Regions from separate parts of the Mus musculus genome. Here all the other regions are linked to region 3. A link is a loop called in an ENCODE intact Hi-C map of the cell type or tissue named here. Cell type or tissue: heart. All regions are shown on one strand. Region 1 has its middle 26 kb from the start of Gm22857. Region 2 overlaps Rwdd4a (RWD domain containing 4A). Region 3 holds the start of Ing2 (inhibitor of growth family, member 2). Region 4 has its middle 48 kb from the start of Gm39171.

Region 1 (8,000 bases), 260 kb after region 3:
CAATAGCAACAACACCAAAAAGAAAATAAACTTTCTATGGCTAGTGTCCAAGCCTGGGCACACTGTCCAAGTGTCAAGTGTCTGGGCACAAACATGGCTGCTTTAAGGCAAGGTGACCAACAGTGGTTAGGGTTTTGGTTTTTTTTTTTTGTTTTGTTTTGTTTGTTTGTTTGTTTGTTTGTTTGTTTTTGTCAACTTGGCCAAAGTCAGGGACATTTGGGAAGAGGACTCTCCCTTGGGAAAACTCTTCCATCAGAGTGACCCTTAGGCAATTCCTGATCCATGATCGATGTGGGAGGGTACCACCAAGGACTGCTGTTCCTAGGTTGTATGGAAAAGCAAACAGGCACGGACAGCAGGGCCGTATGCAGCCCTCCCTCACGGTCTCTGCTTCAGTTCCTGCCTCCAGGTTTCTGCCCTGAATTCCTGCTCTGGCTTCCTTTCATGATGGACTACAAGAGAAAAATTAAACTCTTTTTCTCCCCAAGTTGCTTTGAGTCCTGGTCTTTATTACAGCAATAGAAAGCAAAGTAGGAGAAAGGTCGAAATCACAGAACATGGCTGGCTTTGGCACCTGGACACGCTAAGATTTGGAAAGACTTGAGAGATACTCAAGATGCTGTGAGCAGCTTCTAAGGGGTCTTATGACTAAGGATCAGGACAGAGGGACACCCTACCCAGGCCTATGGGGTCTTCCCCTAATAGTTTGGAAGTATTCAGGTGGAAAAAACTGATCTCAGGATGGTCCAGGGTGCACAGCAGTCATTTAAGAAAGTTCTGGAAGGGAGTCAGTTGCCAGAAGGAAAATGTGTCCAGGGGAGCTTTAAAACCCCTTCTCTTCTATGATAATAGACTTTTAAAGCAAAGCAAGATGTGATAATGTTCAGAATCGGCATCCACGCCCCTAGTAGTAGATGATTTTGTTCAGTGGAGGGGAGAAGCGAAGCGTCGCAATACAGTCATATTCTGGGCTTTGTGAGAAGCAGGTAGTATGTGCACGGCAACATTAAGAGTAATTATATCCGCACGTGTAGGACTAGAGAGGTGGGGGATGGGTGTTCTGCTGCCTCCCCAGTGGGTGTCAGGCACGTTACCCCATTATCCCTCTTCTTGTAATAGTTCTTTACTTCAGAGAGGTTGCCTGCTTCAGATCCCACATCCGTGCAATCAGACCCTGCATCCGTCTTAGGCCCCACTCCATACTGACTATTTGAATGAACAGAGGGACCCCTCCCCCACGCCTACTGTTGCTGTATGGACCAACGAGGGTGTCATCGCATGGAGCAGGGAGTGCAGTGTCTTGAGAGGTAGACTAGTCAAAGACAAATGCCATCTCAATAGCAATGAGCATAGTTGGTAGCCAGATGTTGGTTCCTGAGTAGCATTCTACATTAAAAAGAAGCAGCACTCCATGGAAAAGTGGCCTGGTCCTTTGGTTGGAGCAAAAAAGATCCTGCAATATCTTGACATGTCAGAAAGTAAGGAAGTACTCAGAGAATGATAGGCTCAATACAAGGGCCCTGGAGCCAGCCAGCTTTACAGCATCCTATGGGTCTTGCTTTGTGCAGAGCATGCGCTATACATTATGAGAGTCACGTCTTATAATCTACTGAGTAAGAATGCGCAGTCCCTGTGGCTACAAACTGAAGAGGAGAAAGGGAAGTAGAACATTGGGATGCTGGCACAGACCTACACTGCCAGACCTTAGCAATCATCGCCATTAACTAAGCCAGGATCAATAATAGGCCAAGTTCCGTGCTGAGGAACAGCACCGTGATACTTACACGCTCTCAGAGGGTCTTTCAAAGAGATTCTTCTTGAGAAGCTGGGCCCGGTGCTCAGTAGTTGCTGCTCCTGCAGAGGACCTGAGCTCAGCTCTCAGCGTTCACAGGCTCACAGCCATTTATAACTCTAGTTGTAGGGGGTCTGACACGTTTTACTGGTCTCTGTGTCACTAGGCATTCATCTGACGAGTGTACATACACGCAGGCCAGTATGCACACACATAAAATAGGTCAATCTTTCTGTTTGTTCTTTTTGGTTTTTCCAGATAGGGTTTCTCTGTGTAGGCTTGGCTGTCCTAGAACTTGATTTGTAGACCAGGCTTGCCTCAAACTTACAGAGATCCACTGGCCTGGATCTCCTGGAGAATGCTGGAATTAAAGGCATGCACCAGTGCTATCCAGAAAGCAGATCTCTCCCCCTCCCTCTCCCCCTCTCCCACTCTCCCCCTCCTTCTCCCCCTCCCTCCCCCTCCCCCTCTCTCTTTCTTCCTTTCTGCTTTTAAAAAGATACTTCACATGTTGCAGAGATGTGGGCTGCTCTTGCAAAGGCCCAGAGTTTGACTCCCAGAGTTCATGTTAGGCAACTCATAGCTGCCTGTTAACTCAAGCTCCAGGGAATCTGAAGCCATTTTTCTGGTGTCTGTGGGTACCCACATGTATGTGTACATACCCACATACCGACACTCATACTTACACGTGCTTAAAAATAATTCTGAAGAAGATACTTGCTAATTACAAAGAATAAAATAGCAACAGTGGAGAGATTTTTAAAAGTTAGAAAAAGAAATTGGGTGTTTGTAGAGATAATAGAATTTTAATGATTTCAGAATCTGGTTGAAGATATGTTGTTGGATTTTTGTTTTTGTTTTTTTTTTTTGTACAATTCTTGCAGCTTAGTTTTAAACCATGCAAAAAGAATAATAAAGGCAGAAATGTTAAGCAAAAATAGAGTTGCAAGTGTGCCTTCTGTCTTGTGTTTTCCAGCTGCCATTACCCAGACCCAGGCCCAGAGAGCAGAGTGAAGAGGAGAGCAAATTGAAGCTTAGAGATGAACATTACCATCCAGGCAAGAAAATAACAGGTCTCACTAGGCAGTGGGCGCCGGGAAACTCCAAACTCCGAGGGGAGAATGTGGAGTCCCAGCTGTGGTCCCTGGATGGATGGCTCTGTGATGGAGCACCTGGAGCCTGTGAACCCTGCTGAATGCAAACACAGTCAGACCTACCCCCTTGCTGGAGTCTTCTCAGGCAAGCAGTAAGGGAGGCGGGATGCGACTCCCATTATACACGTGGGAAACCAGGGTTCAGTGAGGTTTCCAAGGTCGTCCTTCAGTTAGACTAAAGCATCTGACTTTTGTGATTTTTAAATTCTCAGAAGCCCCCAGAGAACAGTTTAGCTGCCCCGGCCCCATCACCTGAGTGTTTTTTCTAAGTCAGTGTTTTTTTTTTTTAAAGAGGATGGCCCAGAACCCGCAACAGCAGTGCCTAGATATTTCTTAGAAATTACTAATAAAGAGACAACGTGATGGCTCAGTAGATAAAGCTTACTGCCAAGCCTGTCTATCACCTGAGTTTGGTTCTCCAGACCTGTGTGGAGAGCATAAACTGTCTTCTGATATCTCCTGACTTCCACTTTCCTGCACATTCACACAAAATAAGTACATGGGATTATTTTCTTTCTAATGACAAACGAGTTAGATGCCTCTCTCTATACTAACTCAATCATTTGAGATAGAACCTAGGAGTGGTGCCCAATTATCTATTAAAAAACACTTCTCTCTCTCTCTCTCTCTCTCTCTCTCTCTCTCTCTCTCTCTCTGTGTGTGTGTGTGTGTGTGTGTGTGTGCGCGCGCGCGCGCCTCTCAAAGTCAGTCCTCTTCTCTCACCACGTGGGTTCATGGGATCATACTCAAATACCCAGGCTTGGCAGCAAACGCCTTTATCTGCTGAGCCATCTCATGACCACAATCAAGTGTTCCTGGTGATCTTGAGGCAAACTCAACTACACCCTGAGCTTCTTATGTCTCTTTAGAGCTTCTATGCAAATCAGAACTTCGCACAGAAACAAGGTTAAAGTTTTTCAGAAGGCATAATAATCTCTGTCTCCACTGCACAGCTAACCTCGGGAATTGTTGGGTGTCTTCCAGGATAGGGTCGCGTACAGGCTGGAGACAGAAGAGGGTCCACTGGAGTTGGAGGAGGGACTGATGACAATTTTTCGTGCTTGACTAGGCTTTTTAAAAAGCTACTTCTTAGGGTACATTAACCAGCCAGCGAAACCACTTGTTTCTGAGGGGAGGTGGGAGGTGGGGGCGGGGGTGGAGCGTGGGGCGGAGCGACATTTCGCTGCTCCGGAATCGGTGCCTTCTCAGTGGCGCCGCGCGTCCCCCTCCCCCCTCCGGATCTGCCCGGAGCTGGGCGCTTAAACTCAACTCTCCCTGCCAACACCGCCACCTTCACGGTCTCCGGTACCGGCCTTCTTGGAATTCCTCAGGCCGGGTCCCGCCGAGGGAATTCCCCGGATCGCGGCGAACTGCCCGCCCCCTCGGCACCCTTTCCTCCGGCTCTCCGCCCCCGCTGGAGCTGCGGGCTGCCAAGGAAGGCTAGGGTGCCACGGCTGGAAAATGAGCTGTGCCCGGAGGGTGGCCGAGGGCTGCAGGTAACTGGCGCGGGACCTCGGGGGGCAGCAGGCTCTGCGTCGGTGTCCCTTCCCGGCACTACCGCGAGGCGACCTGCTGCGCCCTCCCGCGGGCTGCGCCTTGGGGCTCCCGGGCTCCCGCGGGGCAGGACGGGCGGGGAAGGGTGCGGACCCCCCGCCCCCAACGTCAGGCAAGACTCTGACTCTCCACAGCCACTGTCCGGTGCCGGTTCCTTCCAGCAGCCCGCAGAGGCGGCACCGGTGAGTGCAGTCTGCGCGACCGATGCCTGGTTAAGATGGAGAAGTTTCTGCAGATCGCGCCGCACTCTCTGGCCATCGTCCTGGGCCCGGCCGACAGCTCCGCAGAGGAGAAGCCCGGGACGGTTCAGCCCTCGCCCCCGGTTCCCACCCAACCCCGGCAGCTCGCCCGACACCACATCGGGTACGAGATCTTCGCAGATTTCAAAGCGGAGAACATGCAACACTTCTGGAACAAGAAGGTCACAGCCGCGGTGGCCGAGACTTTTTTCCTAGGCTGGATCGACGAGCAGGTCTTGCTGATCCAGGGCAAGGAGGAGCATCTAGAGGCGCTGCGGGAGGGCTGGACACGCAGGGCTCTGCGACCCCCCTCTGGCTTCCAGATCCGCTGCTTGGGTGAGTGCCGCCGCTCCGTCGGGCTGCGGGGTCCCTGCCCTATCCCCTATCCCCGGCTCCGGAGGGCGCTGAGCCTGCGCTTAGGCCGAGTTCCCGGGGCCCCAGGATTCTCGCGCGCATCTCGGTCTGGGAAGGGGTCCGCGGCGCTTCGGGAGCGCGGAATCGGGGGACTTTAGGGCACTTGGAACGTGGACTGCTCCTTGCACCACGCGCGTCAGGGGCGGCCAGGGGAGCCTCCTGGCGGCGTCGGTGGCGCGCCTTACGGGGCGGCGCCTGGGGCTGGCCAGGTAGGCGGCGCGGAGTTCTAGGGTGCACACGGGTCGGGGCTACGGATGTCAGCTTTTCCACGCCTCGCGGGCGTGGGGAGTGCGGGCCAAGCCGAGGGAGGGCGCGGAGAGTCGGGATTCCAGTGGTACCAGGTGTGCGTGGCCGGCCCTTCACAAGCGCCTCGGTCCCAAGGACATCCTTTTCCAGGGTGGCGACCTCGTGGGGCACGTCGTTTGGCTCAGGTGTGTTGGCGCCGTTCTCACTCTCCCGCATTTCCGTACAAGACAAAAGGTATAGTTCTTTGCTTGTGGAGAACTTCCAAACAGTACTGTGTGATTGAAGGTGGAGAAAAAAAGACAACTGAGAGGAGCTAGGGAAAACGTTTGATCTTTTAGTTTGTTGGTGGCGAAGGAGAAAAGAAAATACTGAGCAGAATAGCTGAAGAGGGGTTTTCGTGGCTGTAACTCAGGGTTGTATTGACTTGTATTTTTATTGCAATCCTACTTAATATGTTTTTCTTAATCCCGGGCAACCTGGCGCTTAGAAAACTTTAGTTTTGGACGACGGGCCCGGTGGCTAAGAGCAAATATAGCACATAGCGATGTTTTATGAAACGATCCGATAAAGAAAGCATTCTTTCTAGTTCCAGGGCTTAAACATTCTTTTATGACATTTTGGGAAGAGGTCAAAAGTTCAAACTGTAGAAGCCCGTAAAGCGACCTTCTGTGGTCCCCGCGGCCCCCCTGAAGGATTAGCTTTTACCTACTAATGTGTTTTCTATGCGGATGGTAAACAGATAGCATTTTTATTTTGCTGTATTTTGTCTTTTTTTTTTCTTTTTCGTAGCAGAGATTTGTTTTTGTGAAAGTTCCTTTGAATGGACCAGACAAACATCTAGTGAAAGCTTGTTTCTTATTGTCTCAAAGACCGATCTTGATTCTACCCCTCCCCCCACCCCCCCACCCCGACGCCCCGCATCTCCCTAGTTCAGCCCCTGTAATTAAGCTGCCTGCATTACTAAAGGGGCCGAGATGAACGCCTCTGAGGGTTGGTCTGCCTTTACTTCTTTTACAGTGCAGGACTTGAACATTTGGAGGCGAATCGTCATCCTTAAGTTTGTGCACACATCGTCAAGACCTTTTCTACAGTATTTTGTTAGTTTCCTTTGAAACTCGATCTCAGGCTGCTTTTGTGTTTGGATTTGGAGTTTTCATCTATGTACTTTATAGTCTAATGTACCCCTTGTAAAACTGAAAAGTTTGACAATGGCCTCCTTACTCGTTTCATCTGGAGGCCGTTGCACGCCCACCAAATTTGGGGATAGGATCTAAGGAACAGCAACATAGTTTCATTTGAAAACATTTCGGTATGTTCATTTTTTTAAAAAATGTTATTTTATGAGTCTTTATAAATAGATTGCAATGAGTGATCTGTCATATTCACCAGAGAGAAGCATTTTGACAAATGTGAAAGGTTCCAAACCCATTGCTGAAGTTGCTTGATTATTGCCGTTATTATGAATATTGCCTGTTGCAGGCTGACCTTCTCCTGATAGGAGTCTGCTTTGGCTACTGCAGGATTAGGCTCAGCCCTTAACTTAGGGTCTTGGGTTGGAGGAAGATGCTTCATCTTAAAACCCTGAGGCATCAGATAAAAGAGCTGGGGCTGGGGAGTTGGGGGTGGTACCTGCTGATATGCAGGTGGCAACTGCCTTTTGAACCCCCTTGGGGGGTCAAGATGTCTGCTGGTGCTTGCTTCACTTTCTCCCCACTAATGGTGGTTCTAATGATGGGTTGTTAGAGAGATTAGGATGTGTTATAAAATTCTCCAACGGGAATGTCAATGCCTGTGGCAGGCCCCCTCTTTTCTCGGAGGTACTGGGGACTGGCTCACTGCCTTTCATTCTGAAACACAATGTTACTACTGGTGACAAATCAAAAGAAAGAAAGAATCACACCATAAGCGGTGAAATCTGATTTTGAAAAATGAGATTGACGTTTTAGCATGCCCTCGGACTCAATCTATGTACAAGAGCAGGAAGCAAACACCGGCTTTGATACTTTTTAGTAATCTGGGTTTTTTTTTTTTTTTTTGGTTTATATTTTAATGTTACTACATATCTTTTAGTAAGTCTTCCAACTGATCTTCTATTTTGCACTTAAGCATGTGGTCAGATACCTTCATTCTCTTTTGTGATCTCAGTTAATGACTTCATGTGGGTCAGCCACAGAACCAGAGACACCAGTGAGCACTGCAGAGAGCATGATATTCCTACTTGCTGAACATGAACATGAACCAGGCGGGGCTCCGAAATAACCGACAGCCAATTGTTAGCTCACGGTTTATTATTCTTGCAGTAATAATGACATTCACACAAGGGATCATTTTCTAGATGGTTCCTTAGATCCCACCAGGGACAGTGAACTTGTAGTGAACTTGTTCTCTCAGATTCTCCCAGTGAAGAAGAGAAAAGAAGGCTTTGTTGCCAGTCTCAGATGCACATCTCCTGGGCCAGTGCCCCTACGCCATCCTGGACGAGAGGCTGCATAGACAGTACCTAGAAACTTTTGTCTTGTTCTGCCCTTCATATTTTACTTCATAGCTTACTGGGAAGTGGGAAACATCTACATTGGAAAATGCAAGCGTTTCAGTGTCTGT
Region 2 (8,000 bases), 120 kb after region 3:
CGATCTTTACTTTGCTCATTAATCATTTGTAAATAGTATTTTTTTAAAAAGATTTATTTATTTATTTATTTATTTATTTATTTATTTATTTAATGTATCGTAGTACACTGTAGCTGTCTTCAGACACACCAGAAGAGGGCATCAGATCCCCTTACAGATGGTTGTGAACCAGAATGTGATTGCTGGGAATTGAACTCAGAACCTCTGGAGGAACAGTTGGTGTTCTTAACCACTGAGCCATCTCTCTGGACCCTTGTAAATAATCTTATTTTTGTGCCACTTGGAGTCTTGTTTTCTAAGCAGTTGTTGACTTGCTTCAGAAAGGACTTTTCCTAGTTTGCCCGGATGTTTGGTTTGCCTTAAGAAATTTGTTAGTAGCGGCACATGCCTTCAATCCCAGAACTCAGGAGGCAGAGGGAGGTGGGTCTCTGTGAGTTCGAGGCCAGCCTGGTTTACATAGTGAGTTCCAGGACAGCCAGGGCTACAGAGTGAAACCCTGTCTCAACAACAACAAAACTAAAAACCACCACAACAAAACCAAAATAAAAAAGACATTGGCTTCTCTTTCTTTAAAAATCTATTTGCAGGTTTACTGCTAAGGCCTAAGAGTCCTGGGTGATCTTCCTGTGGACACAGGTTTGATTCGGAGAACCCACATGGTGACCTACAACCATCGGTAACTCCAGTGCCGGGAGGTCTGACACCCTCTTACGTATGGCCACCGATGACACCAAGCACACGCGTGATATATAAATATGTGTATAGGCAAAACATTCATACACCAAAAATAAAATAAGTGGGGTTTTAAAAAAATTATTTGCCGTTGGTGGTAGTATATGCTTCTAATCTTATCAGATGGGAGGGAAGAATCACAAGTTTAATCAGTCAGTCAATCAACTAATTCTAGTAGGATTGCCTAACTTGGCAGTATCATTTAGGGAGATTTCATATTTGCATTATTTTCTCAATGGCCCAGTCTCAAACACTAGAAATCATTCTTGCCTCTCCCTCCCACTGACAAGTTCTGTCAGTATTCCTCTCAGTATAAAGCCAGAACCTAAGCACTTCTTATCTCCAGCCTCTCCAGCCGACATCAGTTGCCCCCGTGTCTGATCTCCCTGCCCTCTCTCTTTGCTTCAGTCGTTCAAGCGGACAACACACTGTGTAAACACAATCACCCCCATGTTAAAGCCACACAGGATCTCTAATGCACTCAGTGAAATCCAAGGCTGTCAGCTCAAACCTGAGGTTTGTGCACTGTGTGAGTCTGGAGAGGACTTCCCGGAGCACAGGCAACAGCCGGGACAAAGGCCACATGACAGGGTCACAGGGAATGGGGTCACAGACATGGGCCACAGAATCATCTGCCTGGAATGGGAAGGAGATAAGAAGGGACACCGCAGAAAGGTCTCAAAGTAACTTGATGGCTGACTTTCAGACACAGTCCTGGAAGGCCTGAAATTCTTTCTTTACAATAGGGTGGCCTTGAACTCACATAGATCCGCCAGCCTCTGATCCCAGTGCTGAGACTAAAGACACGCCAGACCATGTATGACTTTTACTAAAGCGATATTTTCAAACCTAGACAGGAGAGAGTAAACTGGACACGCAGGGACAACTGAGCAGATGCCACTGGCCAGCCCGTGGCAGGAGCTAGGCTTTTCTTTTAGCAGATGGACAGACATCCCTATATTCCAGACTCCATAGCTTCTCCGTTATCCTGGGGGATTTTAATGAAAACAACTCACATTTGTCAATTTAAAAGTTAATTTTTGAGCTGCCTCTGGAGGGCATTTGTCAAGTGAAATGGAAAACGGATGAAGCATAGACGTCCAGGAAAGGATTCTGAGGACACACGGCAGTTAAGGGATGTGGGGGAGCTGTGTGCATCCACTCCAGGAGTCTCGGGGTGAATCTCACCAGGCAACAGGGGTTAACAGGGTTTAACAGGGATTCATGATGTTTCCTAAGGGAGGCTGGCCACAGGCAACCTTTGGTCTTCTTAAACAACCAACCAAACCAAACAAAACAAAAAACAAAACAACAACAACAACAACAACACACCACAGGCCCTCCAGCTTCACCTTGCAGTGTGAGCAGATTCCTCAGAACTGGAGCTCCGGGTGGTTGTGAGCTGTCTGATGGAGTGTTGGGAAATAATCCCCCATCCTCTGCAAGAGCAGTAAGCATTCCTAATTGCTGAGCCATGCCTTTGCCCCGAAGCCCTTCCTCCAGATGTTTCTGACCTTTAGTATCCATCATATTATTTAAAAAGATTTATTTGTGGGCTGGAGAGATGGCTCAGCGGTTAAGTGCACTGGCTGCTCTCCTAGAGGCCCTGAGTTCAATTCCCAGCAACCACATGGTGGCTCACAACCATCTGTAATGGGATCTGATGCCCTCTTCTGTGTGTCTGAAGAGACAATATACTCACATGTATAAGATAAATAGTCTTTAAAAAAGGATTTGTTTGTTGTGTTTGAGTGTCTGAGTGTACCACATGTATGCAGGTGCCCACGGAGTCCAGAAGGTGGTGACAGAGCCCATGGGACGAGAGTTACAGGCTGCCCTGTGCTGGTGCTGGGAGCCCAACTCTGGTCCTCTGCAAAAGCTGCACATGGTTTTATTCATTGTCCTGCCTCCTCCTCCTCCTCCTCCTCCTCCTCCTCCTCCTCCTCCTCCTTCTCCTGCTCCTCTTGCTCCTCCTCCTCCTCCTGCTACTTCTCCTCCTCCTCTTCCTCCTCTTTTTGGTCACATTGGATTTCACACAGGATGTTTTAAATCTATGTGCTGTGGACACAGCTCAGTGGTAGGGCAAATGTCTAGCATGCATAAGGCCCTAGGCTCAATTTCCAGCAATAATATAATAATAATAATAAGCTTTTATTTTGTCTCTCTCTTTCTCTTGGACATTTTCCTACTTCTCTAAGATAACATTTCTTGTATTAACAAAAGGAGAAAGGACGGCCTAGAGAATGCTGCTTAGAAGTCACAGTCAGAGCCTCAGCAGGCTAAACCCCAACAGCACTCTGGATCACTTCCTAAGTCACAGAGACCTGGACTCACAATTGGAAAAACCAGCAGGGTGGGGCCACTTCCTGACTGTTTCAACTCGGCCCTCCTCAGCCCATTAGAACACTTTATCGTAGAATCTAGATTCATGCAGGAGACTCAGCAAGTGGAACCCGTGGGAAAACAGGACGTATTTTTTGACTTTTGGTCCTCGTCTATTAGAGATGAGAACAAGGAAAAGAATGTGCCTTTACCGGAGATGTCCCCTGGACTCTTCCTATCTGCCATGATCCTCGCTTGAACATTTCGTCATCATGTGTACAAAGCCACTCTTACGCCTGGTGTTAATGGTTTTCCTTACTTGATCATCAGCAATAAAATCCTCAGCGCTCCACAGGCAAATTATGTTTTTACATTTTTGAGTCTTCACAGACCGTGGCTTCTAGATTCTCATTTTCACCTCCGATTCCTAGTAAGTTTGACATCATGACTCGGTACCCAAACCAGCACAGAAACCCAAGCGAGCTCTCACAAAGAAGAAAGCACCCCCACAAAAGTTAGGGGGCATGCTGGTATTCTCTGCTCGGTTCTAGTTCTGTCTCATTAAAAACAAAGTGCTAGCAAAGACCGCCCATTCTTTCTTCATGAATGGACCATAAATTGCAGTTTGAAAAACACTCTGGATTGTGGCAAAACACTGAATTCTGAAACACAGCCTTGCCAGACTGTCATTCCCGCTGCTTTTACTTTGTAGAAATTCTATGCTAAAAAGAAGGGAGTCTGTCAGTAGCAGGAGTTTTAAACTTCCTATTTTTTATTTTTATTTTTCTATTGGTTATTTTATTTATTGACATTTCATTATCCTCCTGCCCAGTTTCGCCTCCACAAACTCCCCTCTCCCCCGGCTTCTATGAGGGTGCCCCACCACCCGCCCACGCACTCCTGCCTCAGCGCCCTAGCATTCCCCTATACTGGGGAATTGAGCCTTCAAAGGACCAAGGATCTCTCCTCCCATTGATGCCCAATAAGGCTATCCTCTGCTACATATGTGGTTGAAGCCATGGGTCCCTCCATGAGTACTCTTTGGTTGGTGGTTTAGTCCCTGAGAGCTTTGGAAAAACTTTCTATTTTTAAACAGGCTCTCTGTTGCCCACACTCACCTCAAATCCTCCACAGTCGTGTGCCCGCCCCGCCCCCCTTCCTCAAACACACAAGGCATGAGCCACCACACACAGTTTATTGTTTTTCTGACTACATCATCCTCTGGAAAGACTGCCATGCTTGCGTATTTGTCTTAAGAAATAAAGTGTAGGGGCTGGTGAGATGGCTCAGTGGTTAAGAATACCAACTGCTCTTCCAGACATCCTGAGTTCAAATCCCAGTAACCACATGGTGGCTCACAACCATCCCTAAGGAAATCTGATGCCCTCTTCTGGAGTGTCTGAAGACAGCTACAGTGTACTTACATTAAATAAATGAATGAATGGATGAATGAATAAAAAAATAAATATTAAAAACAGAAGAAGAAATAAAGTGTAGGTTTGGGCATATCTGTAGTCCCCAGCAGAAATTGGGGCTAGATTTATCTAGTTAATCTGACCTGTTGCGGCCAGTGGAGAAATGCTATGGGATGGATGAAGTTTTAATGCTGAAATCTAAAAGGAAAAAAGAAAAATCTAAACTAGAGGTTTAGCATTACTTTCACTCTACAGGGTGTTGGTCTGGCCTGACTTCTCTTCCCTGCACACTAACTTTAGTGACTGCTTTCCGGTGACAAGTTCTGTATGGGGCATTCCTGCTTGCTGATTTTTAAGTTTCTTGGAATGTATGCAATTCCCTTATTTTAAAATACTTAGGAGTGGAGCTGGAGAGATGGCTCTGCAGTTAAGGGCACTGGCTGTTCTTCCAAAGGACCTTGGTTCAATTCCCAGCACCCACGAGATGGCTCACAACTGTCTGCAATTCCAGTTTCAAGAGATCTGACGCCCTCACACAGCCATACATGGAGGCAGAACACTAACATACATCAAATAAAAATAGTAAGTTATTTTTAAAAAGTACTTAGGGTATGCGAATGTCACTATATCCTGGTGGCTCTTACTCAAGTTTTTCTTGTCAGGTTCTTACAGGACGGTGTGAGACTGCCCATGGTACCTGAGGCTAAGCAGACATTCCATGTGCTACAAGGATCTATTTGGAGAAGTGTGTTGAATGTGGTTGTTCTAGAGTAGATTTGTGTTCATTTTTATCACGTACCTACATACCTTTGTAATTTGGGTACCACTTAATCTCTCTCTCTTTTTTCCAAGAGCCCTGGCTGTCATGGAACTCACTCTGTAGACCAGGCTGGCCTCGAACTCAGAAATCCGCCTGCCTCTGCCTCCCGAGTGCTGGGATTAAAGGCGTGTGCCACCACTGTCTGGCTAATATATTTTTTAAAATAGTATTTTATTAATTTTTGTGTGTGGTGGGGTATCACAGAGCATGTGGCAATCAGAGGAATCAGTTCTCTTTCTATTGTTTGAGTCCCAGAGATTGAACAAAAATTGAGACTTGCCTGCAAGCACCTTTATCTGCTGAGCCCTTTAGCCAGCCCCTGTACCATCTTAAACTAAAACCATAGTTTGAGGTTTTTGTCAAAGTTTGTTTTGTATTTTTCATACTGCCTCAGTTACCTTGACATCATAATGACAAACACCCGACAAAACTTAAGAAGACATTCTGGTTCATGATTCAGGGGATGGTCTCATGGCGGGAAGGCACAGGGGTGACAGCAATGAGCGCACATACTCATTTCAGTGGAAATGACGCAGAGAGCTTGGGGTGGGGTCTGGTCGCCTGCCCACAGAGAATCCACAGTTCCAGCCTTGCTTATTGCCTTGACCTAGGCTGGTTCCTCTTTCCAAAAGTTCCACAATCTTTCTGAACAGCGCCACCAGCTGGGAAACATGTGTTCCAACACATGAGCCTGTCGGGAGTCATTTCATACTCAAGGGATAACCATTATTAGGGGGCAGGATTTGGGCTGAAATCCTGCAGGGAGAATTTTGGGATTTTGGATTCTTTAAAAGACAGAAATATTTAAGTATGTGTTTTTGTTTCAATGCTAGGTGTGGGACATAGGGCGGCTTCAGAGTGTCCACAGCAGGTGACTATGATTTGCCTCATGCTCTGCAGGGGCGTGTTTTGCCAGCTGCAGATAGATAGTTACTGTGATTGTGTGATGTTTGTAATTCTGGGAACTTTTCAGAAGGGTATATAAATGCTACAACCCTGATAGGTGGGTTGTTGGTTGCTGTTGGTCATGGTTTGTCAAGTAGTGGCGTGCAAAGAAGAAAGAAGAAATTAGATATCCTGACAACTCGAAGCCCCCAATAAGTAGGAAGCGGTTTAACCATTACATTGCTTCCTCTCCTTTCTTTCCCCTATCTACTGTTAGGGGGTTGAAAGGGTGGAGAAGGGTGGAAGAAAGAAGAACCCACAAAATATTAAAAGACCAGTTACAAAATTCAAGTGTGTATTAACTCTTGGATACAGTGTGTACTGGCAGTGTATGTGTTTGTGTATAGCTAGCTCTCCATCAGAACCAGAGTTCAAGGCAGGCCCTCTTACTCAGGGCCTTTGCTGGAGAATGGGTCTGAGCCAGTAAGTGTGCAGACAGGTCTGGGTATAACTTCTAGTTCTAGGCTGACCAGAAGCTCAAACTGTTTTTAACTTCCACATTGAAATTTCCATCTTCTTATTTCTCCTTACTTTCTCTTGAGCTTTTTTTTTTTTTAATATTCTTCGAATATGACACTTTGAATGGTTCCAGCAGGAGCACACATGTCACACCATAAGATAATTTTACTGCAGATTTAAAAAGTTATTCTTTCTGAAGTGATTTGAAACAAAACATATAGAAAAAAATCACTATAATTCAGTCTTTATTGCTTATTAGTCATGTCATCTCATACAATTTTAAGTAAACAGACTTTGAGAAAATATAGTGGGAGCATTATCAGGTCAGCATTATTTCTGATGCAAGTGTTCAAGTGTTTATAAGGTAAAAAGGGATACCATTGCCACCGTCTGCCCCAGAGATCTATACATTTCATAGAAAAAGAGTAAAAATAGTTCATTGGCATTTAACTAGCATTATTCTTTGCAATCTAAGAATCACAGTAACTTTTACCAGAGAAATGACCTTTAGAACAGAACAAAATACTTTTTTTCTATTACAGGATGTTTCTTTAAAAAAAAAAAATCTAACAAATCAAGATGACAATAAAAACTGCACAAACGGAAGCTTGAAAAGAAAAGTTGTTATAGTCTAGGCATCTCCAATATTCATCTAGAAAACGAGACAAAAGCAAACTCTTCACTGTGACTACACTTACTTTACAGCTCACACAGTTTAACCAGAGCCAGGGGTAACTTTGTGAAATCCACAGATCTATCTGCTCTTATGCTAAGGTAACTTCTCTAAAAGTTGATTGTTCTTTAAAACCTGATATAATCTACACAGTATAGCTTGGTGTTCTAACAACGTGGAATCACACACAATCACTGTAATACACACACACACATACACACACCCCAATACCTCTCCTAATAAAACTACAGCAAGTTTCCTTTCCTAATGATTTTAAAAACCAAGCATGTATAACAATAGTTCAACATGACAAAGAGTGGATATATATTATTGAACAGACACCAAGATTAGGAAACACATTTGGATACTTGAAAAGACACTATTAAAAAAACAAAACAAACAAAAAAAAACCTACCAAAAACCAAAACCCCCACAAAGCCCAAGCACTGCCCCCAGATTCGAAGTGTGTTTAACGCCGACTCCCCTGAAAGACCTATTACCAAACAACAACAAAACATCACGATGGCAAATATTAGGAATTTATTAAAACCACTGTCTCCAACGGTACAAAAATTAAATATTAAGGCATCTTATACTCTCATCCTGACCTATGCAGCAAAGAGAATTATCTTAA
Region 3 (8,000 bases):
TCTTACCTGGTGAGCCATCTCTCCAGCTCCAAACTCACAAAATCTTTGCCCTCCTGTGTGTCTAGAGTGTTGGGATTGAAGTAGTATGCCATCACACCAGGCTGATGCCCTTTTTATGTAAAAATTTCATTTACCATAATTTTTCTGGGACTGGAGAGATGGCTCAGTGGTTAAGAGCACTGACTGCTCTTCCAGAGGTCCTGAGTTCAATTCCCAGCAACCACATGGTGGCTCACAACCATCTGTAATGGGATCCGATGCCCTCTTCTGGTGTATCTGAAGAGAGGAACAGTGTACTCAAATACATAATTTTTCTGAATCTCCTAATATTTTTAACAGTGCTTTTCAACCATCCAAATATCAGATAATCATTGCAGTCTCATTAAATTGAAGAGGGACTTAACTGGTCTTACTGGTTTAGGAAAACCCTCACTAACCAAATGAAATGTTTGAGACTTGATTGGATTCTGTTAATACAAATGTGAAAAGATTAAATGAGACAGTGGACAAACACAGAAACTCTTATTATGAAAAATTTATGGGTTAGAGTAATGGCAATGTATGTCTAAACTCTTATTGTATTTTATCTGTTTATAGGTAAAGCACTTTCACATAAGATTTGTATTTACACATGTATGAGTGAGTGTTGCATTTGCTTGTATGTATGTGCACCTGTGTGTATGGTGCCATGGAGGTCAGTAGAGGGCATTGATCGGATCCCCTGGAACTGGAGTTACAGATAACTGTGAGCCACCAGGTGGTTGCTGGGAAATATACATCCATGAGGTAGAATAACCAAAATTCCTGTAATAAAAAATTCTACACACACACACACACACCCCATTTATACAAGACTTTGCTGAGAGGAATTTGAACAGAAAATAGAAGTAGGGTCAGACAAGAGACCCTACACTGCTAAGTAGCACAGACGCTCCTCTTCAGTGAATATTTTAAGAAGCAGTGTCACCAGCAGAGATCGTTTGGGTGGCTTTTCAGTGACCTTGGAGAAGTCCTGCCCGCCCCCCTCCCACCCCAGGTTGGCCTCCAACTCAGAAATCCCCCTGCCTCTGCCTCCTGAGTGCTGGGATTAAAGGCATGCGCCACCATGCCCCGCCCTTTTTTTTAAAAAAAGTGTTTAGATAATTTTATGTGTGTAAGTGTTGGCCTGCATGTATGTAGGTGCACCACATCTATGCCTGGTGCCTACAGAAGTCAGAGAACTGGAATTAGGAATGGTTATAAACTGCACTGTAGATGCTGGGAATTGAACCCAGGTCCAAGAGCGGCAAGTGCTCTTAACCACTGGGCCATATCTACAGCCCCATCAAATAAGATTTTACTACTCCACTGAGGATGAAAAACAAAGGTCATCCATTAAATATAGTCACATGCTGATAATGGGGATCCTGAGCAAATGGTATATATAAGTATACTTTTGTGTTTGGAAGTTTACATCCTAAAATTTTTTTAAATGTATATTAAGCTGGGTATGGCAGCACATACGAGTATTCCCAGCACTTGAGAGGTAGACAAAGAAAGATCTCAGGTCTGAGGCCAACCTGGCCTATGACATATTTGTATTAAGATGTCACGATAAAACCCATTACTTTGTAAGCTAACCTAAAAAAAAAAAATAATTAAAAGGCAAAATTCAAAAAGTTAAAAAAAAGAAAAATTCCGAGCTGGAGAGATGGCTCTAAGTTTCAGAACACGGGCTGTTCTTGCAAAGGATCTGGGTTTGGTCTGTAGCGCTCACACGGTGGCTCACAGCTGTGTGCAATTCTAGGTCCACAGGATTTGACACCCTTTTCAGTGCAAAAGATACAAGATCCTTGAGCACCAGGCATGTACATGGTACACAGCCACCAATCAAAGAAAAGAAAAAAGGGAAAAAAATGAAATATTAAACAGAAGAAAAGATTTTCTAATGTAATCAGCTTAATTCAGGCAGAAACTGTTTTCCCTCAGTTCCTGCTAGTTTGCTTTTAATCAGTTGAGACTGTTTCTCTCATCTCATACCATATTAACTATGGACATAAACATTTTAGTATAAAAGAAATAGGCTTGAGGACATTTCCCATTAGGCACCTAATAAAAGGCACATAATAGACTTAGTCCAGTAATTTGAAGCCAATTGCACACTATTGGGGGGGGGGCATCAGCTACTTATCTTTTTCCAGGTCAGTTTAAGAGCAGGACAAAATACTAAAGAACAACCCTGCCCATCCCACCCCAGAATAGCATCAATTTCTAGAGTGTAGAGTGGGAGATTTTTAAATTTTGCGTTCAGGAGTTAGGAGACCCACTCTGAAGAGGCCATATGAGTAGCTACTTTAAGAGAAGGACACTGATAAATAGCTTGGGTCAAGAGCTGGAATTGCAAGGACTAAAGAATGCAATGCCTACTTCCCATCCTCGAGTAAACATTTTCCCCACACAGGCTGCTTCCAGAAGGATGCCAGAATTAGATTAACCTGTATGAATAAATGCAGCAAGAAAAGCACACCTGCACTAATCCATACACATTATCATGTTTTAAGTTCACAAAGTTTCTATCAGTGCCAGTGGAAAACAGGGATCTGGAGTTCTTTCTCGTCCTTCAGTCTGTCAGAATTATTTGAGGTACCAAGAATGCTTTCCAAAATCCTTCCTTGCTTCTCAACTTGTTTTTTTTTTTTTTTTGCTCTTGGTAAGTCACAACCAGTCAGCCTGCAGCTCAGTAAAGCAGGCTGTATAAAATCCATGGGCCCATACAGTGTCTAACTCCAATCAGTAAGAAACAGGGCAGCTTGCAGTAATTCCACCTTTTAGCTAGAATTGGCTGAACCAAGTTTGTGAGTAAATACAAAAATTAATTCAGGTTTTAAAAAAAGGGAACAAGCTGGGCAGTGGTGGCACACGCCTTTAACTCAGCACTTGGGGGGCAGAGGCAGAAGGATTTCTGAGTTTGAGGCCAGTCTGGTCTAGAGAGTGAGCTCCAGGACAGCCAGGGCTACACAGAGAAACCCTGTCTCGAAATCAAAACCAAACCAAACCAAACCAAACCAAAAACAAAATAACAACAAAATCAAGTCAATAACCTTAACAATGGTTATTTTCAACAAGACCTGGCTCTTTAATATTAAATAATGGAAAGAAAATTCGTCCCACGTTCTCAGAAATTCAATAAATACTGTGCTTGCCTCGGTTGGCTTAATACTCCACTGATCAAAATCTCAGCGTTAAAGTACATTAACACATTAGTTCCCAGGCCTTCCAATATAGCCCTTGTCCTCAGGACGCCGAATTCCGCGTTGTGTTTTGTCGAAATCCAAATTTTCATCTAGACCAGGACCTAGGTTTCCCTTGGCATCCCAACAGCTGCTTAATATACCCCACTGTATGAAAGTGTGCTGAACAGGCCGGGCAACAGGTATAGCGCTGCAAACCGGGCAAGAGCACCCAAACTTAGCACTCTGGCGTTTTCTCTCTTCTCATTCAAAGACGCCGCTCCCATTGGGCATCTCATCTGAATTAAGCGACTACTCTTTCTTATACCTATTTCGGTTGGGGGGGGGGGGGAGAACCAAAACCAAAACAGCTCACATATTTATATACATTCCGGAAGTCTATCCGTAATTACAGTGAGCTCCTCCTACCGGCATTTCACTGATGGTACTGGGGGAGTAAGGCGGATAATCCCTCACACGGAAAGCACCGCACTCGGTGGTTGATCCGATTTCTAATCCCATCTGCACTGATCCCCTGCTGGCTAGTGGTGAAGCCGAGTGAAAAGACAGTGAGGACTGTGTGTCCTCGCTGGCGGGTGATGCCTAGGCGATTCGACATCTGACAACAGTTTCCTTAAGATGGTTTGGGACTGGGGACCGGGGCGGCGTGCAGCCTTGCCACCTCCCTAAACCAAACTCTTAAGCGCGAGGAGGGGGAGCAGACCCTGAGAGCCACCCCGGCGCTGGGGGGTGGAGGGGCCGCACGCAAGGCGGGGAGTCCGCATTTAAAAGGGCAGAGGGCGCACCGCCTACCTCCGCGGTCCGCCCCGGTGCTCCGGGACCGTGGCCGCGGGGCGCTCGGCGGGAAGTCGCCGCGCATGCCCGGAGCCGCGCCCGCTGCACCCTGGGTCGCCTTAGTTCCCCCTCAGGCCTCACTCGGCCAGCGGCGCCCAGGGGCCGCTCGCTGCTGTCTTGGAGGCTCGCGAGGGAGGCGCTGGATCCGCCAGATGGAGGCAAGGTCGGTAACTCGGGGCCGAGCGAGCCGAGCCGGCGCTTCCTATCCCTGTAGGGGAACAGAAACGAAGAGAGCGGTCGCCCGGCCTCTCGGGGGCAACCGTCAGGACTTCGGTCGAAGGGGGCAGGCTCAGCCATGCGGTCCCTTTAAGAGGGGGCGGGGCGCGGCCTGCCGTTTGGCCGGCCTCCGCACCCTCCCCCCGCCCCCAGGCGAGAGCTGACAGACCAATCGCCCGGGTGGCGCAGGGAAGGCGGGAGAATGCGAACTCTTCGGTAGGACGATAGGGGCGGGGCCCCAGCCTTATTAGGAGTGAGTGCTGCGCAGGCGCAGATGCGGTCGCTGGCCAAGGGGCGGGGACTAGTCCTGTGAGACTCCGACAGGCACGGAGGCTGATAGAGAGGCGAGAGGGTAGCGAGGGGCTTGTCACGGGGATCCGGGCGACCGGGCAGCCCCGGTAGTGTCTGGGGAGTCCCCGGGGGGGACAGCCAGCGTCGCTGCCTGGGAGCCCCGGCGCCATCGGCCGCGGGGAACCCCGCTGCTCGCTCTCCTAGAGAGGGAGGGGGCCGGAGGGAGCCCCGGTCTCGCCCCGCCCCTGGGCTTGTTACCGCGGGGGCGGGGAGTAAGGGCTTCTTCTTGGGGGAGTGGAGATCGGGGGACTCGGCGGTGCCCTCTCGAGCGGCGGCCGTGTCCCCGCGGCGCCGGGCTGCCGAGCGGAGGAGCGGCGGTCGTGGCTGTTGCATGTGTGGCTGCTGGATGCGGAGGCGGCGGCGGCGGCGGCGGCGAGGAGCAGCAGCAGCGGCGGCGGCGGCGGTGGTGGTGGTGGCGGCGGCAGGATGTTAGGGCAGCAGCAGCAGCAGCAGCTGTACTCGTCGGCCGCGCTCCTGACCGGAGAGCGGAGCCGGCTGCTCTCCTGCTACGTGCAGGACTACCTGGAGTGTGTGGAGTCGCTGCCCCACGACATGCAGAGGAACGTGTCGGTGCTGCGGGAGCTGGACAACAAATACCAAGGTACTTTCCCTTCTTTCGGGTGACAGTGTGCGCCGAGTGCACCGAGCGATCTGGTGTGTGGGGCCGGGAAGCGGTTGTGTGTGTGTGTGTGTGTGTCTGGGTGGGGGGACGGCACAGCACACTCGCGGCCCTCCCTGTCCCGGCTGCGGCTGACGAGGACTTCCGAGGACCGCCCGTCCGTCAGCCCCCGTTGCAGCTCCGGCGGCTGGCTGCAGCTGCCGCGGACGGGAATCAGCCATTTTTAAGCGAGCATTTGTTCCGGTGCCTGCCGGTTGGGTGCCGCACACTGTCCTGCCCGGGGCTGGAGAGTGTGCAACGAGCAGGGTTGCGGGGCTGGACCGGGGTGCTGGGCCTGCTTAGCCCCTTGCCTGCTGGGGCTCCCTCCGTCTGCGAGCAGATGCATTGGAACGTATGGGGGGGAGGGGGCGAGAGGACGGCGGAGGTGGACTCGGGAGATGCCTCTCCCCCCACCCCCACCCCCCTCCAGCTCCCGGCGTGGCGCGGGACTGGGACGGTCTGTGCTTCCCTCTCGCCCCGGGGAAAGTTCCGGGCCGCCCGGTGTCTCACTCAGCCCTTCTTCGGCTACTGCCAAATGGTTAAAGGGGGAGGGGTTCCCCCGCAGGGCGAGACGGAGAAGGGGTGTGTGTGTTGTGTATGTGTGTGCGTCCGTGTGTGTGTGTGCGTGTGTGTGTGAGTGTGTGGCGGGGAGGGTCCGGCCTAGGGGCGGGGCCTGCAGGTGTGACGTCGTATGGGCGGGGCGCGCGCTCCCGCGGGAGTCGGCCACGGCGGGCTGCTCGGAAGGGTCCTGGGGTGGACTGAACCCATTGCTGGGCGGGACGGTCGGTGGGCCTGGGCGGAGTCAGTGTTGGGTGTTGGGAGAGATATTTCAAATCTCTCCCTAGCCCCCCCCCCCACCCCGGTTAGTGAATCAAGACGCGGACACCGCCGTGGGGGACTGTCTCTGACCCTGGCTCAGCGTAGGTTCCGGGCCATGTGTCACTTCCGGACTTCTGGAGGAAGTGGGTTCGTTGGCTGGGCAACCACCTGGCGTCTTTGCACCCTTGGGTTCCTCCTCCACCAAGTTTAAATGAGGAGAAAAGCTTTTTCTTGTCATCAAAGAAACTAGGACAGGGAATATCTTCAGGGATTGTCATACCTTTCTCCTGCTAGGACAGGAGAAATTTAAATGGGGATACGTTCAGCCTTTAGTAACCCCTAGTCAAGAAACTGTGTAGACCTAATATGGACCATAAAAACAACTTGGAGTCATTCTGTTTCCCCAGACCATCCCCAGTCCTGTAACTTAATCCTGTAATACACCCCATGGTGACTTAGCATGTAAGAGCACTTAGGTGTTTTCAATCGACAAACTTGTTTTCTAAGTCTCTCACTGTTTATAGTATAACAGTGTTTTCACCAGATTCAAAGACTTATGAGGTAAAAATCTACTTTTATAGACAAAATTTATAGGGATGGTATAATGAATTCAGTTAATTGGTGGAGAATATTTTATTTCAAAGCTGTCTGCTTTTAAAACCGTTTTAAAACTGTGACTCCTCTCAATCCCAAGAGATTGAAGTTAGGACTCACACAGGATAGGTAAAGGCCCTACAAGTTCACCCTTTCAAAAAATGAAAATCATTCTGTGGTATTTTCTGCAGACATAGGGAACATACATGAATGGCAACCTAGCATGAGAATTCTGTGCCAAAATATGTAGTTTTTTTTCTTTAAAAGCGCAAAGCTTAGACTTTTAGATTGGTAGTGACATAATTTTTTGACAGGGAAATCTGTGATACCAGTTACCTGTAATTGTCATAAACTGTTCAGGTAACATGAATAGTAGATCTTACAAGACTGAGAGGTTAATGCAAACCAGCTCCATTATGATTGAGATTAATTCCAAGATTAATACACAAATCGTGGTCTAGCTTCTGCATAGGCACAGAGTTGCTAAGCTCAACTTCACAGTTTTATTTTTGTTAGAAGCTTTATATATTTTTGTTTTCTTGGTCCAGATTTTATATTCACTGATTCTTAAGTATTTTCTAGTATGGGGGTCTAATGTTACTGTGCCTTTCAGAAATTATTGCATGGTTCATTAAGTAGAGAAACAAAGAAAAAGCACAACTGGTTTAAATATTTATTGCAGGATATGGCTATAGGAAGCCTTCATTGTCTCCTCAGCATTTCATTCATAATTTTCTAGAGAAATCTTAGCCTTTGAGCTAGAATGTAATGTGGGATTTCCGATGCCGTTTGTACAGTGTATGGAAAGTGTTGCATGATCAGATGTGCACGTTTGGCAGTTCAAAGTCTGAAGGTCTTGATCATTGTTTCCCACTTCAGGTAGCAGTGATTGCATTCTCACAGGTTTACTCTGGAGGCATTTTTTTAAGTGCTGAACATTGAACCTAGGGTCTCACGCATGTGTAGCAAGCAATAGCAGCCTACCACTGAATTGTTCCCAAACCCTCTTTTCACTCTTTATTTTAATATAGGAGGTCATTGAGTTACCCAGAAGAGCCTTGAACCCACTGTGTAGCCCAGACAGCTTTTGAAGTTGGGATCCTCCTGCCTCACTTTCTCAAGTAGCTGCCACTAGCAGCTTGTGGCACTAGGCCAGCAAGATGAAAGGAAAAAATCTCTAGCCCACAATATGGGCTGAGTACTTCTTTAAAATTTGCTTTTTTTTCCCCTCACTGTATAGTTAAGGTGTCTTTATAAATTTTTATCTCATCACAGTGTTAGTGTGCAAGTATGACACA
Region 4 (8,000 bases), 300 kb after region 3:
CATGTACGTGTCTGTGTGGACCTGTGTTTGCATTTCTGCGGGGTGTATTCTAGAAGCTGTATTACTGGGTCATGTGGTAACTTACTTTAACCATTTGAAGAATGGCTGGACTGACTTTGCAAAGTGCCGCACCATTTTCTCATCCCCCGCTCCTTACCGGCACTTCTTATCGTCCTCCCTTTCATTTGAACAGTCTCAGCAGTGGGAAGGAGTGGTCTTGGTTTACATTTCTCCCACAGCAAAGGATGCTGAGTGTGCTTATTGGCTGGATAGTCCCTGAAGAACTGTTAATTCAAATCTTTTGCCCATCTTGTTTTTGTTTTTTCTGTGTGTGTGTGTGTGTGCATGCATGTTTGTGTGTGTGCAGGTGCATGTGGGGGTCAGGGACCAACCCCAACCCCGGGTGTCATCCTCAGGTTACATCCACCTCCCCGACACCCCTCCCTCCCTCACCCAGGCTGCTCTATAAGCAGTGAGCTGCAGGGATCTGCCTGACTCTGCCTCTCCAGAGCTCGGTGTACAGGTGTGTCACCCTGTCTAACACACATACACATACATTCTGTCCCCATATCCTCTTTCTAATGTGAATTTTGGAGTCTGAACAGAGGCCATCAGCTGAGTGGTCCCGCAGCCCTCCTTTGCCCATTTTTCAAGTCCATGCCTTTTAATGCCTTTATGCTCTGAAGCCGCCTGGCAGCTCCCGTTCTTCAGACCGATGAGCATGGCAGCAGCACAGGAGTTCCCAGCGGTGGCAGTGTCCTGGACCGATGGGACTGTGCTAGCCCGAACTGTCAGTTCATGTGTCTCAATGGCTTTGCACATTGAAACTTGTAATTGTAATGAAGGAGGATTCAGAGAGGTGGTGGCACACACCTTTATAATCCCAGCACTTGGAAGGCAGAGGCAGGCAGATCTCTGCATTTCAGGCCAGCCTGGTCTATAGAGTGAGTTCCTGGACAGCCAGGGCTACACAGAGAAACCTTGTTTTGAAATACAAAAACCCAACCAACTAAACAACCAAACTAAACCAAACAAACCAAGCATATAAACAAACAAAAACCCCAACAAACAAAAAAACCAAAAGAATAAACAAGAAGCTACAATACTTCAAACTACACCACTTCACTTGAAGATATGGTAATAGACCTGGGATGTGTGTTTCTAGCCTGACCAAGCAGGTTCAGTAAAACTTTGGGTGAGCCAGCTTTTCTGGCTTCTATTATCATTCCTTAAAAAGTTCTTACTATGTGCCAAATGTTGTGACAAGGGCTGGGGCTATGACATTACCCAGAGCTCCCAACTCCTTGTGTACCATGGAGGTAAGAGCACAGATGGCAGCCGTGACTCTGAGGGAAGCCCTGTGTTCCTCAGCAGCAGAAGGGAGGGCTCATCAGAGTGGGGACGGTTCCCCACTGCAGCCCCACAGAGTGGGAGGAGCATCTCTCAGCGTTGTGGTCAACCACGTATACCATTTATCGTCAACCACATATACCATTTATCGTCTTGATCACACAGTTCAGTAACCATCCACCGTCACTCCTTCTGAAACAAAACATTTTTCATGAACCCCCAAACTCTGTGCTTATTAAGTTGTAAGTCCCTCTCCACAGCCCAGCTAGGTTCTGTTCCACTTTCGGTCTTTACACATTTGTTTACTCTTGGTCCGGTTTATAAGTGCTATCATGCAGTAATTATCTTTCTGTACCCAGCATATCTCATTAAGAATAATATTTTCAGGGGGCTGGAGAGACGGCTCAGTAGTTAAGAGCAGTTGCTGTTCTTACAGAGGACTTAAGTTCTGTTCTCAGTACCTATGCGGTGATTCACAAACACCCATAACTCTAGTTTCAGGGAATCTGATGCCTTCTTCTGGCCTTCATAGGTACCAGGTACATATCTAGAGTACATACATGCATATGGTGTACAAACATGCAGGCAAACCACTCATATACATAAAAATAAATCTTAAAAATAATAATTTTAGGATAAGTTCATGTTGTAGCAGATTCAAAGTTTCATTCATTCATTTGGTGGCTGAATAATATACTTCATTACATGATTACAATATACTTATGAATTTGTTGCTAATATTTACCTGGTTTAATTTTACCTGTGGCTATTGTAACTAGTGCTGTCATAAAATTAAGATATAGGGGCTGGAGAGATGGCTCAGCGGTTAAGAGCACTGACTGCTCTTCCAAAGGTCCTGAGTTCAATTCCCGGCAACCACATGATGGCTCACAACCATCCATAATGAGATCTGGCGCCCTCTTCTGGAGTGCCTGAAGATAGCTACAGTGTACTTACATATAATAAATAAATAAATAAATCCTTTAAAAAAGTAAAATACAAATACCTGTTTGATGTTTTAACTGATTGAGACAGGGTAGTAGTTACTGTGTAGCCTTGGCTAGCCTGGAACTCCCCATGCAGACTAGGCTGGCCTTGAATTCACAGAGATCTAGGGCTAAAGGCTTGTTGAGCCATCACACCTGTCAATATCTTCATTAAAACTTTTACTTTACATTATGAGATTAAATTAAATTTTGATCCTGCAGATCATACAAAATTAAAAGTAAAATAGAAAATCACTTTTCACATTTAGGTAAAACTTTTACATGAGTAAAACTACATACTAAATTTTGGGTCATTTTTATTTTAATATGATTTTTATGGTCATTGTAGTTATTAAAATGTTTTCAGCTGGGCGTGGTGACGCACGCCTTTAATCCCAGAACTCGGGAGGCAGAGGCAGGCGGATTTCTGAGTTTGAAGCCAGCCTGGTCTACAAAGTGAGTTCCAGGACAGCCAGAGGTATACAGAGAAACCCTGTCTCGAAAAAAAACTAAAAAAGAAAAAAAAATGTTTTCCGATGGCCCGGAATGATACATTTGTGTATGATAATTTGTTACATTTGTGTATAATTTGTTACATTTATGTATGGTAATTTGATTTATTACTCCCTTTTCCCTGTTACGGTTCTCCAAAGACATAGGATGTAGACTCAGTGCTATGCACCCTGTCTCCTACCCCCAAGAACATCCCCTCTACACATATTTCTCCTCCCCGGACACACAGGCACATACAGAGCGGGCCAAACTGGACAGGAAGACAAGCTGGAGATCGGGGCTGGAGATTCTGAAAGGTGCCTGCTGCCTGAGTTCCCATGGCCATCTATCCAAATCAGAGAGAGTAATCTGCTTTTCCCAGAGTCAACTGAGTGTTATTCTCATCTAAAACATACACAGTGGCATCTAGATGGATATTTGACCAGATGCCTGGTTACCATGGTTAGACAAATTGACTGAAAGGTTGTACCTACCGTTCTCCCAGGTTAAAAAGAAAAGAAAGAAAAGAAAAGAAAAGAGGAAAGGAAAGGAAAAAGGAAAGGAAAGGAAAGGAAAGGAAAGGAAAGGAAAGGAAAGGAAAGGAAAGGAAAGGAAAGGAAAGGAAAGGAAAGGAAAGGAAAGGAAAGGAGGAAAGAAAAGAAAGCACAACCTACACATGTCATAGCTCCTATAAGCCACTAGAGGGCACCATGACCATAGGAAATGGAAGGCATAGTGCCCACACTTTCTTTTAAGATAATCAAAGCCAGGGTAGAAACTCTGAGGGAAGCTTTCAAGTCTCTAATTTTTGTAGCTGGGAAAGTTGTGACCTTATGAAAGGCTACACTATGGGCTATGGAGGAAAACTGAAGTTCGGAGTTAGAACCATGACCTTTCACCTTGGCTTCTCGTGATTTCCACATAACGGCACACACTTTTGTTAGTGATCTCATGGCAATCATTTGCAATGCTGGGATTGTTTTGTTTGTTATAAGCTACATCTGAGAAAGAGGCCTCATCTTGTAAGAACAATGTAGGTGCAGAGTCTACAGAAGGAGTTACGGCAGGGCGGCTGCTCAGAGTTCCCACCCTTTGTTGGTATTGTGTCCAGAATAGTTTGGCTGAACACACAACACACTAAGGGTTTTCTTTGTTGGTTTCTTTTGTAAAACACTGGCTTCAAGTGACACCAGAGAGGCTTGCTGTGCACACAGTCTGGGTGCAAACATCTTTTCTTGGTGTGTGTGTGTGTGAGAGAGAGAGAGAACATATGTATGTGTGTTAGTTGCCAGGCAGTGTGTGTGGGGGTGTATTGAGTGAAAAGTGATGTCCCATGCAATAACATATATAATTTTTCTTTCATTTAAGAGTCAAGTCTAAATTTGAGAGCTCTAGCTCGTTAGTTCCAACAGGTGGATGAAGGGCTAATTTCTTTTGAGCATGCATGCATAATTTAAAATAAAAATTCTATATAACTTGGGAAAATACCATGTTTTGCCTTAAGTATCCGTCCTTTCTGGTTTTGTGGCAGCCCAGCCCCGTCTCCCTGTCCTAGACACCTTTCTCCAGGCTCTTTTCCTCTTCTTCGAGCTGCTGTCGCAGCCTTAGTCTCCCCACTAGGGGGCGAGCGAAGAAAGGCAGAACCAGGTCACAGGCCCGTTTGCTGCTCCAGGAAGAGCAAGCAGAGACTTACATAAGCGGGGTATTTGGGGCACTGTGTGGGGTGGCCATGTCCTGTACGTTGACTCTATAAAACTGTCAGGGATCCTCTCAGCTCAAAGGCTCCCACTGAAAATGATTAAAACACAAGATGCAACGGCAATGGGAATTTTAGTAGGATAAGCTTACCTCAGGGGCCAGATAACTCTCCTCGGTGCGATGAGTTTGCTATGGTTTGTCTGACTACAAGTACATGCTCAGGAACGTGGTTACTCAGTTCTGAGAGACCTCACAGCTGTGGATCCGTGAGTGTTTTCATCATCTTGGTATTGAGTGTCCTCTACCGCAAGTGCTAGGGACCAGAAATGGTTTTAGTTTTGGATGTCTTTGGACTTTGGTATATTTTAATAAACATAATGAGATATCTTGAGGACTGGACCCAAGTCTAAACAGGAAATTCACCTATGTTTCCTGTACTTGTATGTGTAGCCCGGAGATGATCTTAGATGGAATCTTTAGCGTGCTCTGTTTGGACGTTGATGCTTCAAGCTTCTCATGAGTCAGGTGTGGAGTCTTGGATGGGTGGCTTCTTTTCACCGTTCGAAAAGTTTTGCAATTTGGAACATTTCGGGTTTTATATTTTCGGACCTGAAATATTCAACTTGTGTAACAAGATGATCAGAACTATCTGTGGTCTGCCGGCCGCTCCTGCCTCGCCTCTCACATCCAGTCTACTTCTGCTTTTAAAACGAAGCTCATTTGGTTGCCAGGTCGCTCAGAGTCATCGACCACTGAGAATGACGGTTCTGAGTCCACTCGACATTCAGAAAAGGAGGCCGGGAAAACAACATCTTGGAGGCATTTGGGAATACATCCCAGGTGACTGGGGCAACTGGACTGTCCCAAGAACGCAGGGAGGAGGAACAATGAAAAGCACCCCCGGGTCACTTTTACCGTAGTGGGTACGGCAACTCTGCTCCTGTCGGGAAGACTTTAGTTTCCCAGGCAGTCATACAATCTGAAGGAGCCATTTCTATGGGAAAAATGAATGCTGGCTTTGCCTTCAGCCTGCTTTGCTGCGTGCTTGCCAGCGTCTGGCTTAGGTAATTAATTTCCTTATGTAATCCCCTGTTGGAGAAGTTAGATGGATAATGAAGCCACTTGATCCTTTCGTGCTCATTTACAAGACACAGTCATTTCTACCTAGCGCCCAGGTAATTCCCCGTTTCCTTAGCTGTTGCTGCCTCTCTTGACTTGAGCGTTTAGGAATCTGGGGTTGTTATAGGCGGCCTCGGGCAGGCGCCGAGCAAAACCGAGCCTCCCTGAGCATGCAGGATCGTTGCCTGGGCTGTATCGGCTTTCTAGTTCCTTGAGACATGACTGGACTAATTTTTCAGATGCTTTGAATGGAGTAGAGCAGACTGTTGCTTTGCTGTGAAGAGCAAACATGAAAACTCCCAACCTGAGAGTCAAGGCCTATCCATTTCCCTTTAATTACCTCCAGAAGTCCCTGTTAATGATTCAATAGTTATAAAAGTAAATTATAGGTGCTCTGGAACTCCGTTTGCAGTTTCTTTTGACTTTTGAACCGGCTACTGCCAGGCAAAGAGGTGTGAAGTGGTACAACAGTGGTCTGACTCGAATTGCTTGTAACTTTATAGATTTAATAAAGGTAGAGCAAGGCTGTGTCTAAACAGGGTCAGGCTGGCACGGAGGGAATTGCTTTAGGACAAAGAAAAAAAAAATCTTGGCTTCTTGTGGCATACCAAGCTGGGGGCGTTTTCCTATATTATGTTGCAAACTGCTCATCATCAGAGAGGCTCAACAAATGGGTCTGATAAGGTTCTCCGTCCATGGCCTGGTTTGTCCTGTATCACTGTGATGAACATCACGAGGCAGTGTAACTCACGGAGAAGGGGGTCCACTTGCCTTTTGTGTCCTGGTCATAGTCCATCACTGAAGGAAGTCAGGGCAGGAACTCAAGCAGGAGTGGGGACAAGAAGAGGCAGAGAGGAAAGCTAGCTTGCTCGCCAAGGCTTAGTTTGTTTTCTTACACAACTCAGGTCCACCTGCCCAGGGGTGGGACTGTGGACCAGGCCCTCCTCCATCAGTCAGGGGTGGTACTGTGGCCCAGGCCCTCCTCCATCAGTCAGGGAGGTACTGTGGACCAGGCCCTACACCATCAGTCAGGGGTGGTATTATCTCCAGTGGACCAGTCCTTCCCCATCAGTCAGGGGTTGCATTGTCTCCAGTGGACCAGGCCCCCCTCCATCAGTCAGGGGTGGTATTGTCTCCAGTGGACCAGTCCTTCCACCATCAGTCAGGGTGGTACTGTGAACCAGGCCTTCCTCCATCAGTCAGGGGTGGTACTGTGGACCAGGCCCTCCTCCATCAGTCAGGAGTGGTGTTGTCTCCAGTGGACCAGTCCTTCCACCATCAGTCAGGGAGGTACTGTGGACCAGGCCTTCCTCCATCAGTCAGGGGTGGTACTGTGGACCAGGCCCTACACCATCAGTCAGGGGTGGTATTATCTCCAGTGGACCAGTCCTTCCCCATCAGTCAGGGGTGGCATTGTCTCTAGTGGACCAGTCCTTCCACCATTAGTCAGGGTGGTACTATGGACCAGGCCTTCCTCCATCAGTCAGGGGTGGTACTGTGGACCAGGCCCTACACCATCAGTCAGGGGTAGCATTGTCTCCAGTGGACCAGGCCCTCCTCCATCAGTCAGGGGTGGCATTGTCTCCAGTGGACCAGGCCCTCCTCCATCAGTCATTAATTGAGAAAATGCCCACAGACACGCCCACAGGCCATTCCAATGGAGGCAATTCCTCATCTGAGGCTCCCTCTTCACACATGACTATGTGTCTAGGTGACAAAAACTAACTAGCCCAGTTCTGTTCTGTGTGGTTGTAAATACATAATGACTTCTTTCCAGTCATGGTTTCTGAAACACACTTGAGGTTGTTGTCACCACTTGTAGGTGAAATAGGTCACAGTGAGTTTCAAGATTTTGGGGGGTAGGCGGTGGAGAAAATCTTTTCTTGTGTTTGTTTTCTTCCTTCCTTTCTTCCTTCACTACTACTACTATGACTTCCTCCTCCTCCTCTTCCTCTTCCTCTTCCTCCTCCTCTTCCTCTTCCTCCTTATAGTTTTTCGAGACAGGGTTTCTCTGTGTAGCCTTGGCTGTCCTGGAACTCCCTACAGAGGTAGACCAGGCTGACCTTGAGCTCAAAAATCCACCCGCCTCTGCCTCCCAAGTGCTGGGATTAAAGGCACGAGCCACTATAGCCTTGTCCCTTCTTTGTTTTTTTCAAATACAATTTTATATGATATCTTAGCCTATGAGGATAAGAGCACTCTTTTTTGGGCGGGGGAGGGCAGAGGACTAAGAATGCCAGAACATTTTATCTCCCAAAGTCACTTCAGTGTGTCCTGTAGGGCTGTTCAGAATTTAGGATGAAAAACCATTACAATGGTAGAGTAAATGGTTTTCGTATTTTTTTTTTCACTAAC

The links. A loop is a pair of places that touch in the nucleus more often than their neighbours do. Peaks named below come from ENCODE experiments on the same cell type or tissue, not always from the same donor. Only the 100,000 strongest peaks of a DNase experiment are listed, where the experiment ranks them.
Region 1: a loop joins it to region 3, with 3 times the contacts of the local background. A loop is called at or near these places in 5 of 42 quality-filtered maps.
Region 2: it touches region 3 in a loop (2.2-fold over the local background); 11 of 42 quality-filtered maps call a loop at or near these places.
Region 4: it touches region 3 in a loop (2.2-fold over the local background); 3 of 42 quality-filtered maps call a loop at or near these places.

The regions. Positions count from the first base shown.
Region 1 is chr8:47,410,023-47,418,022 of GRCm38, reverse strand. It overlaps a transcript of Stox2 not described here. Among named protein-coding and RNA genes, the nearest start is that of Gm22857, 26 kb to the left of the region's middle. In heart, CTCF peaks have their summits at 4,519 and 5,328; DNase peaks (open chromatin) are centred at 3,712, 4,272 and 5,382; H3K4me3 peaks cover 2,690 bases; H3K27ac peaks cover 1,668 bases; H3K27me3 peaks cover 5,099 bases.
Region 2 is chr8:47,551,747-47,559,746 of GRCm38, reverse strand. It overlaps Rwdd4a (RWD domain containing 4A), which reads right to left. Exons shown (of 8, transcript NM_203507.3): 8 at 6,910-8,000. Among named protein-coding and RNA genes, the nearest start is that of Rwdd4a, 22 kb to the right of the region's middle. In heart, a CTCF peak has its summit at 5,949 (motif pointing left); a DNase peak (open chromatin) is centred at 3,096; H3K27ac peaks cover 451 bases.
Region 3 is chr8:47,671,738-47,679,737 of GRCm38, reverse strand. It overlaps Ing2 (inhibitor of growth family, member 2), which reads left to right and starts at 4,579. Exons shown (of 2, transcript NM_023503.3): 1 at 4,579-5,232. The coding sequence starts at 5,058. AA386476 (expressed sequence AA386476) reads right to left here and starts at 4,347. Exons shown (of 1, transcript NR_166692.1): 1 at 1-4,347. In heart, a CTCF peak has its summit at 4,310; DNase peaks (open chromatin) are centred at 4,507, 5,957 and 6,207; H3K4me3 peaks cover 4,216 bases; H3K27ac peaks cover 3,245 bases.
Region 4 is chr8:47,367,368-47,375,367 of GRCm38, reverse strand. It overlaps a transcript of Stox2 not described here. Among named protein-coding and RNA genes, the nearest start is that of Gm39171, 48 kb to the right of the region's middle. In heart, CTCF peaks have their summits at 2,275 (motif pointing left) and 3,541 (motif pointing right); a DNase peak (open chromatin) is centred at 4,457; H3K27me3 peaks cover 2,305 bases.